Regions from separate parts of the Homo sapiens genome. Here regions 1 and 2 are each linked to region 3. Evidence: chromatin contacts called from ENCODE Hi-C or POLR2A ChIA-PET data. All regions are on one chromosome and are shown on one strand. The core of a region is the stretch at or near the end of the contact, and the rest is flanking DNA. Distances in the headings are between cores, read along the strand shown. Region 1 overlaps LOC105376197 (a long non-coding RNA gene). Region 2 has its middle 79 kb from the start of CT70. Region 3 holds the start of SLC44A1 (solute carrier family 44 member 1).

Region 1 (2,952 bases), core at 166-2,665, 130 kb after region 3:
CAGTACAGGCTGGGAAAATGGACATCAGACTGTCAGAGGCAGCAGTTTGCTGGATGAAGCTAGTCCGAGGCATACTGCAGGGGCCCAGGGCACTGCTGGACAAGTCAGAGTGGCTGTGAGCTGGCATTTGTACAGAGATTCCAAACTGCTAAGGAGACCCCTGTTGTTGGCTGGGCTCCTCCCTGTCTGGCAAGAGCTAACCTTCCACCTCAGAAAGCATTATGGTGCCAGAGAGCTCTCTTGGCAGACCTTGGATGAATTATTTACTCTCTCCTTGTTGAGTGAATGCAGGCACATTTGAGGCTCCTCTAAAGATGCTTGATCCAGAATTCTAGCCTTAATGGTGGTGGGCTGCAGAGAAAGAGAAAATAAACCAATGTCCCCACCCTTGGCCAGACTTCCTGCCATATCTTTAGGGGGGGCATTTTGTTCTCTTTGACTCACCTTTGCCCACAGCTCCCTGCACTGTCCCCCAACTCCAACTCCACTTAAAAGGGACATTTTGGCCAGGAGCGATGGCTCATGCCTATAATCCCAGCACTTTGAGAGGCCAAGGTGGGCGGATCACTTGAGGTCAGGAGTTCTAGGCCAGCCTGGTCAACAGGGTGAAATCCCATCTCTATTAAAAATACAAAATCAGCTGGGTGTGGTGGCGCGTGCCTGTAATCACAGCTACTTAGGAGGCTGATGCAGGAGAATCACTTGAACCCGGGAGGTGGAGGCTGCAGTTAACCGAGATTGCACCACTGCACTCCAACCCCGGGCAGACAGAGCAAGACTCTGTCTCAAAAAATAAAAAATAAAAAAACAAACCGGACATTTCACGTTTTCTTGTTGGGGCACAATTTGTTGCTCCTCTCTCCTCCTTTACACCTCACCATGCAGCTCCTGTGTCATAATCTTACACATTCTTCTGTCTGCATTCCCTCAGCATTGGAAAACTCTGAGATGAGAACCAAGAGCAATGGTTTACTGGACACTGCAGCAGCTTTAAGCAGCATTTGTTGAAAAGCACACACTGGGTACTTTCCAATACCTCGGCTCACTTCTGGGTGGTCTTTGTTAAGAGAAGCGGCTTCTAGCCTTGCTGGGTAACACATCTTCCTTCTCAGGTTCCCTGAACAAATGAAGCAATTGAAGCAACTGGAAATAGCAGCTACTGGCGTGGGAACACACATGGCATCTAACACTCATCCTGACAGAAGAGTCATGTGGCCGAGTTTCTCCAGGCCTCACCCACCTGTGAGTGTCACTGTTGGGGTCATATTAGGGGCAATGGCCTGTCATTGCTGACCCTTGCCCCTGAGACTTTGTCCCCAGGAGCATTTTGCAGCCACTCACAAGTACTCCTGTTACACTTCCTCTCTCCCCCACATTGGCAATGTCTCCAGGTCACCTGACAACTCCAGGGGAAGGTGCAGCAAATGCCTTATATGCTGTATCTGCATGGAGAATGTGTTCCCCTGGTGAGGAAACTCTTCAGGTGATTAAATGGTGACAAATGCTCTGGAATTCTCCCTGTGCTGGGAAGACAGCATGTGCCTTCACCTCCACCTCCCTTTCTGCATTTTAGTTTGTCAGCAGGCCTGAAAGCGGCAGTGGTAACATCGCCCTTTGAAAACAGTGAGGAGCCCCTCTCTCTGCTGAGTTATTATTTTTTTATGTGTTTTTTTGAGACAGAGTCTCACTCTGTCACCCAGGCTGGAGTGCAATGGCGCGATCTTGGCTCACTGCAAACTCCACTTCTCAGGTTCAAGTGATTCTCCTGCCTCAGCCTCCCAAGTAGCTGGGATTACAGGCGAGTGCCACCATGCCCAGCTAATTTTTTTTTTTTTTTGTATTTTTAGTAGAGACGGGGTTTCGCCATGTTGGCCAAGCTAGTATCAAACTCTTGACCTCAGATGATCCACCCCCCTTGGCCTCCCAAAGTGCTGGGATTACGGGCATGAGCCACCACGCCCAGCCTCTTTGCTGAGTTCTGACTTCCGTCCACAGAGCCAGGTTAGGCATAGATATCTGAAGCTTCCCACATGCTGCCCAGCCGTCTTTGCGTCTTTTTCTGGCATGTGAGCCAAACCACTTCCTCATCCTCACACGGAGTGACACCCAGAAGCCCCACAGACCAGGTCATCAAACACACCCAGGCATGGCTGCAGCCCAGTGCAGACTCAAGTTGAGACACCATTAAAATAAATGTTTTTCTAGCTCTTTAAAGTTTACAAAACCCGTGCATATACATGACTTCCACTTAATCCTTGAAACAGCCCTTTGAAGTTTGGGTTGTCTTTATTCTCATTTTATAAGGAGTAAAACTGAAGTTCAGGAAGGTTAGAAAAGGCAGACATGACTATTTAGTAAGTGACAGAGCTAGGGATTTTCAGTCCTGTCATATGGAACCCTAGGTTCCCTGTGTGATAAGATTACAAACCTGAGACTTAGTTAAGGGAGACGTAGATCAAGTAGCAACAGCTGTGCCTTCAGACCTGTAGTTCAAGGCAGCTGGCATCACCCAGAGGCAATTAAACTCTCGGATAGAGTGATAATTAGAATTGGGCTATCCAGGCAAAAATAGCCATGGTCCCTTCTCAAGAAGTTTAGGAGACTTTTCTTTTCTTCTAGATGTTCCTCTTTTTCCCTCTGTGCTCCACAGCACTTGGATGGGACTTCTCACAGAGTTATTTCTGTGAATCTCCCATCGTGCTTGTTCTACTGTAGGACCCTTGAAGCCAGAGACTATGCTATGAACATAGGAGGTACTCAATAAATGTTAGTGGAATGAAGGGCTGTTTCTTAATGTCACTCCATTAGACCTCTAAGTAGGAAATTTAACTGTAGTCATTTCTTTCCCATGAGCACCTCCACCAGAGAGTGGGCATGCACGGTGCACAGTAAAGCAGAATAAGTCAACCCTATTGACTTCCTGCCTCAGTTTCCATGCCTTTATGTTGCCCA
Region 2 (3,037 bases), core at 291-2,790, 170 kb after region 3:
TGTGCTGGGCTGCAGTAAAATTATTTACTCATATCCAGTTCTCCTCCACTTTCTGGTAATAAGGAAGGTGATGATTCTTAGGCCCTTGCAGGTTGGCAGGGCTACATGACTAGTTCTAGCCAATGGACCAAAACTGGAATGCCATTGTATCATTTCTGGGATGAGATGGTTAAAACCTCAAACTTGGCCCATCCCTCATCTTTCCCCTGTCTTAGTATCCCTGAACACCATGTGTTGTGATGGTGACATTATAAGATGGAACCTTTCTCAGCCTGGGTTCTTGAGTAATAATATGGAGCACTGCCTTCCACTAACCTATGTTGGACGTATATTGTGATGAGAAATTAATTTTCTTTTTTTGAGATGGAGTCTTGCTCTGTCGCCTAGGCTGGAGTGCAGTGGTGCCATCTGGTCTCACTGCAGCCTCTGCCTCCTGAGTTCAAGCAATTCTCCTGCCTCAGCCTCCCGAGTAGCTGGGATTACAGGCGTGTGCCATCACGCCCAGCTAATTTTTGTATTTTAGCAGAGACAGGGTTTTACCATGTTGACCAGGCTGGTCTTGAACTCCTGACCTCGTGATCCGCCTGCCTCGGCCTCGCAAAGTGCTGGGATTACAGGTGTGAACCACCGTGCCCAGCCGAGAAATGAATTTTCTTATTTAGCATTGTTGACTATCCTAACCTAATTGAGACACTGGCCTTGTGCAAGGTTAAGTGGCAGAGTTCAGATTTGACTCTAAGTCTCTCTAACTTCAGAGCCTGCATTATTAGTCCTAGATCATTTAGATCTGCTTGGTGGGATCTTGTGAGTCCATTGGCTTTGAGGGTAGAACACCAGATCTTGGATCTGGGAGTGTGATCATTTCCTAAACTCCTAAGATCAAGGAAGAGAACAAAAAAGGCGGCTGGGCACAGTGGCTCATGCCTGTAATCCCAGCACTTTGGGAGGTGGGTGGATCACGAGGTCAGGAATTGACCAGCCTGACCAACACGGTGAAACCCCATCTCTACTAAAACTACAAAAAATCAGCCGGGCATGGTGGCAGGTGCCTGTAATCCCAGTTACTCAGGAGGCTGAGGCAGGGGAATCGCTCAAACCCAGGAGGCAGAGGTTGCAGTAAACCGAGATTGTGCCACTGCACTCCAGCCTGGGCGACAGAGCAAGACTCTGTCTCAGGAAAAAAAATAAAAAAGGGCTACTGATATTGCCTCTGCTCCTGTTAGGAGTGGGAACTGATTTGGGAAGGAGGTTGCTCTTGCAGGTGAAGACATCAGTAGACTCAGTATTAGGTCGCTGAGTAAGACTCTGAGTAAGTGAAGAAAAATGAGATGGGGCTGAAAGATGGTAATATTCCTGTTATCACTGAAGATCAAGTCATTTTCTCTCCAGGATGACAATTGACAATGCAGACTAATTTTTTCACAAATGTTCATTCTTGCTTCTACTGGTGACATGTGGGCAGGCACGGCAGGAGGAGGTCACAATCATCTGAGTGTTGCAGAGTTATTCATCTGGTGCAGAATGGGGTGACAGCTCACTGAGACTTAGCATTCTGTTGGATTGAGTCACTCTGCATGTCATGCTGTCTCAGCATCAAATCATCCTCTTAGGTCTAGGTTTCAAAGGGGTCCTGAGAAGTAAGTCCCTATAGTTTCTAAAGTCTCTGGGTACCTTCTTGGCTCTGTTGGGGTTCCCCACATCAAATTCCTTCATAGCTTTTAGTCTCTCCTGGGCCCCTAGAGAAAAAGGAAGAATATTGTTGAGGTGTTCCTCGTATTTTCAATTCCATATTGGAGCTTGGGATCAAAACTGGGACTTCAAGAAGAGAATTGCAGTGGAATCTCAGGGTTCCCAGTAGGACAAAAACAAACAAACAAAAAACCAAGAAATACAAGAAATTTTATCTAGGCCGGGCGCTGTGGCTCATGCCTTAATCCCAGCACTTTGGGAGGCCGAGGCGGATGGATTACAAGGTCAGGAGTTCAAGACCAGACTGGCCAAGACGGTGAAACCCTGTCTCTACTAAAAGTACAAAAAGTTAGCCAGGCATGGCGGCAGGCATCTGTAATCCCAGCTACTCGGGAGGCTGAGGCAGGTGAATCGCTTGAACCCGGGAGGCAGAGGTTGCGGTGAGCCAAGATCATGCCATTGCACTCCAGCCTGGCAACAGAGCGTAACTCCGTCTCAAAAAAAAAAAAAAAAAAAAAAAAATTATCCCTTCAAGATGGACATAATACCTATCTTATAGGGTTGCAGCAAAGATTATGTGGCGTACCTTGGCAGGAGTGGGACTTAGCATTTGTTCTTGTTCCTCCTATTCCATTCCAAACCATCCTATTCCTTGTACAGATCTTGCAAGGACGCTGTGTGAAACAGCGTTGTTGCAACTCTGAACAAGAGGATGAACAATCACACAAGACATTGGCAGGAGTTCCTAGGACAGATAAGTCAATCAAACATAGCCTGTGGGCCTTACCCTCTATCTCTGAATTGGGTTCTTTTCATTCCAAGGGATAGAGACTCACTCAAGAAAGGTCTGTGGGCAAAAGGGAGGCAGTCTCGTGGAAATCTGAGAGGGGAAGGCAAAATAGGACCAAACTGCATGGTACTGGAGGTGGAGGGTAGACCAGCACCAGGATCTCTGCAACAGACTTTAAGGATTTTCCCTGAAGTGCTCCCCAAGAAATGTTACCCAAGTCCTTTAGGTCTCTTTCTCTGTTTCTGCCCACTTCTCTTCTTGCTAAACTCTTGATTTTCTCTGTCTTTTCTCTACCTCATGCTATTTGCTGACTTCTAGCTTGGTTCACTTAATTGCTAATCGTGGCCTCTCCAGCCTGTCTCAAACTTGCATCCTAAGCCTCTGTAAAGTGCCTGATTTTATCTGTATTTCCCAATTTACATTTCTAAGAGTAATATTGGGTTGGTCTAGGCTTCCTTATTAGGGCAGGTCTTTCCCTGGGCTACACAGTAAGCCTCTGTCTGCCCTGGGGTCAAGTGTTCACATAGTTTTCAATCACATAGAGGTGAAGGGAGGAGT
Region 3 (2,951 bases), core at 418-2,917:
TCATCTGCAATTCTAGTCATTTTCTCTCTAACAGATCTCAGATTTTCAGAACAAGTATGCAGGTTATTTAAAACTGAGTTATATATAGTCATTTAGCAGCAGCAAAAACACTTCTGGCATTATCACAGATGCTAGCTTTCTGGAGGAATTTTTTCCCCCCAAACTAGCGTTTTTCTTCACCAAGAACCAACCATCCTTTATTTCTAAAAACAAGAGCCCTTTTCTGCCCCCTAAAACAAACAAATCACAGACCACAGTTAATGAAACTACGCTAATGAAACTGTGAGATTACATCCCAGGCGTTGTCAGAGCCTATTTTTCATACACCACCACAAGACAGTTTGATGCAGTATTCCTGATTGCTTTTTATAGTATTTGTAAATACACTCGCTAATCCACTAAATTAGGTAATTTACAAACAGGTCCTCTCAGTTATTAGTGGCCAGTAGTCGAGTTCTATTACATTTGATCCTCGTACAGTTGTCTAAACATTTCCACCCAGGTTAAGGGCTCGGATCCGAGAGAAGGAGGTTGGCGAAATTTGGATGGGGGCAGGGTAGAAGCTGAGAGAAATCTCTGCATCTCAGCCCTCAGCGACAACATTCAGCCAGTGCCCACAGAAAAACTAAATTCGGAACCTCTTCCTCCTGTTACACTGGCAACAAAGAGGGAGTTTCCGTAGCGCTCCCGTCACCCACCAGGTGCCCAATCTCCTTCCCAGCCCAGAGTCGGCGCTCCCGCAGGGGCCTCCGAGTGCGGGGAGGCCGCGGGGCCCGGGTCACGGCACTAAGGGGGGATGGGGTGCAAGCGAGCAAGCGAGGTCTGCGGAGCGGGCCGTGGAAGGGCTCCGGGACCCGCTGAAACCATCTGAACCCAGCCAGGGGGCAGCGGGCAAGAGAAAAGGGACAGAATATCTAATGAAGCAGAAACTGGAATTCGGTGGGAGAGGTGAAGAGCTCTTGCTGGGGGTACACCTGCGAGGAGCACAGAAAACGGGCGGCGGATGGCGGGGAGACTCCACGGAGGTGGAAGAGAGGAGCCAGGCCCGGAAGAACAGGGAAGGGGATGCCACCTGGGGCAGAGGAGGCGCCAGTGCAGCCTCTACCTGCAGGCGGGCGGGACGGGCAGCTCAGGTGTGACTGGGAGGAGGGGGCCGACTGGGGAAGGGGCCGGGAAGAGCTGAGGGCGCACTAGGCGCCGCGCAGAGGCGCCTTTGAGTCGGCAGCCGCGGAGCCAGCGCACGGGCATCGGCGGGACCCGGCGGACGGAAAGGCGGAGTGGGGGTCTTTGGACTGCACGGTGCGCTCAGGGGAGGCTGGGGACAGCGAGAGGTATCGGGCGGCGGGCGCCCGCCGCGCGACGCGGCGCACGGGAGGCATCCGGGCGGGCGGCCGGGAGGCGGGAGCCCCTCACCTGCGCGGCGGAGGAGGCGGAGCTGCAGCAGCCCATGGCGGGGCCGAAGGAGCCCGGAGGCGGCGCCGGGCGCGCAGCTACGCCCCGGAGCCCCTCGGCATGCGAGCCGGCGGGCGCCCGGGGAGGGCGCGGCCTGGCACCGCACGGCTAGGCGGCGGCGGCGGCTGCAGCGGCGGCTGGTACTCAAGAGGCGGCGCGGCTAGAGGCAGGCGCCGGCCACATCCCCCGGCGGCGGCGACGGCGGCTACGCGTCTCCTGCTCTGCTCCTGCTGCAGCAGCTGCTCCCCAGCGGAAAGGGGCGGGCGGCGGCGGCGGCGGCGCCTCCCTCTGTCCCCCCGCCTCCCGCCTCCCGCGCCCAGTCCCTCTCCCGCTCCCTCTCCCGGGCCGCCGCCTCCTCAGCGCCGCGCGCGTCTCCCATCAGACTCCCCGCCCCCAGTGCAGCGCCGTGCTGGTGGCAGGGCGGCGGCAGCCAGAACAAGGCCGGGCCCTTCCGCGCGTGTCAGAGGCTGCGCGGCGCCGGGCTTATTTAGCTGTGGCACCGAGGCAGCTCTCTGCCTCGAGGCTGGAGGGCAACGCGGTCTGAGGCAGCCAAAGACCGGGCCAACTCGCTGCCAAAAAGGGGCCGGATTGCTTCCGGATCTAGGAGGCAAGCGGGACTTCTCCCTCTCCCTACTGGACGCACAACTCAGGATCCTGATGGCTTCTTACCGCCCCGTCGGCTGTTTTTTTTCTCCAGAGGAAAGCGTACACAAGAAACCTTTCCTGGAGAAGGAATAGGTGATAAGAAGACGGGAAGAAACAAGCATCTGTTGCTACTGTCCCCATTTTGCTGATGTGGAAACTGAGGCTTGAAAGGGACCAAGAACCTAATGAAATGTTCCCAAGGTTGAAATGGTAATAAATAGCCAGAAATGAGGAAAAGGCAAAAAGTTATCCAGGCTCGCAAGTCAAAGCCATACTGGATCTAAGCTAAACTTTCTTATACAGGATAGTCTACAAAAAACAATAAGGGGACATTAATTTATTCATATTAAAAATACTTACTGAAGACACACTACGTTCCAGTGACTAGTACTGGGAATAAAGAGGCGAGCAAAAGAGACTTACCAAGTTCCTGTTGCTAAATCAGTAAGACTCAAGGAAGTAGCAACAAGTTAGAGTAGACGTGGTAACTACCTTCAAGAAATTTACAATTCCAAACGAGTCGTTAGGAAATACAGTATGAGGTGAAAACAGTTAAAAAGTGAAAGAAATAAAACTAAAGATAATGATGTTAAAAAAAACCCCACATTATCAGGCACTGTTATAGCCTTCATATGTCATTTCATCTTGTCAAAGAATGTCTCAAAAGACAGCCACAGGAAAGAAAAGAAAAACTTTATTTGCAAAGCTGCAAGGGAGTGAGACTTCCAAAAGGACTGATTCACCAAATATGAGACATCAAGTTTTAAAGATTAGTTAAAGTATAGAGGGAAGAAAAGAACACAGAATTAAATTGACTTTACATGCACTGAAAGGGAATCTAAGCCAAGGAAAGT

What was found. Hi-C counts contacts between places; a loop is a spot of excess contacts on that map. ChIA-PET counts read pairs that join two places held with the same protein, here RNA polymerase II (POLR2A). Pooled maps may share reads with other maps.
Region 1: a loop to region 3 is called in a pooled map, with 3 times the contacts of the local background. The contact joins the enhancer-like site here to the promoter of SLC44A1 in region 3. A Hi-C loop is called at or near these places in 5 of 168 maps with a recorded cell type or tissue (CD4-positive, alpha-beta T cell, CD4-positive, alpha-beta memory T cell, CD8-positive, alpha-beta T cell and 1 more), 1 of 37 single-sample maps with no recorded cell type and 12 of 50 pooled maps. POLR2A ChIA-PET finds 5 or more read pairs at or near these places in 7 of 52 experiments (CD4-positive, alpha-beta T cell, CD4-positive, alpha-beta memory T cell, H1 and 4 more).
Region 2: a map of PC-9 shows a loop between it and region 3 (7-fold over the local background). The contact joins the enhancer-like site here to the promoter of SLC44A1 in region 3. A Hi-C loop is called at or near these places in 6 of 168 maps with a recorded cell type or tissue (Caco-2, PC-9, chondrocyte and 3 more) and 17 of 50 pooled maps. POLR2A ChIA-PET finds 5 or more read pairs at or near these places in 4 of 52 experiments (A549, BJ, SK-N-SH and 1 more).

The regions. Positions count from the first base shown.
Region 1 is chr9:105,114,619-105,117,570 of GRCh38, reverse strand. All of the region lies in intron 1 of LOC105376197 (a long non-coding RNA gene), which reads right to left. Among named protein-coding and RNA genes, the nearest start is that of CT70, 120 kb to the right of the region's middle. Within about 2 kb of position 1,415, at least 6 of the 41 ENCODE cell types and tissues checked have a DNase peak (open chromatin) inside an H3K27ac peak, as active enhancers do; they include PC-9, where a contact is called at or near this core.
Region 2 is chr9:105,069,759-105,072,795 of GRCh38, reverse strand. No RefSeq gene overlaps it. Among named protein-coding and RNA genes, the nearest start is that of CT70, 79 kb to the right of the region's middle. RefSeq lists an enhancer at 1,124-2,323. Within about 2 kb of position 1,540, at least 2 of the 41 ENCODE cell types and tissues checked have a DNase peak (open chromatin) inside an H3K27ac peak, as active enhancers do; they include PC-9, where a contact is called at or near this core.
Region 3 is chr9:105,243,367-105,246,317 of GRCh38, reverse strand. SLC44A1 (solute carrier family 44 member 1) reads right to left here and starts at 1,667. Exons shown (of 16, transcript NM_080546.5): 1 at 1,414-1,667. The coding sequence starts at 1,449. It overlaps LOC112268038 (a long non-coding RNA gene), which reads left to right and starts at 725. Exons shown (of 3, transcript XR_002956866.2): 1 at 725-1,299. RefSeq lists silencers at 725-804, 1,145-1,284, 1,295-1,894 and enhancers at 217-1,120, 1,121-2,025.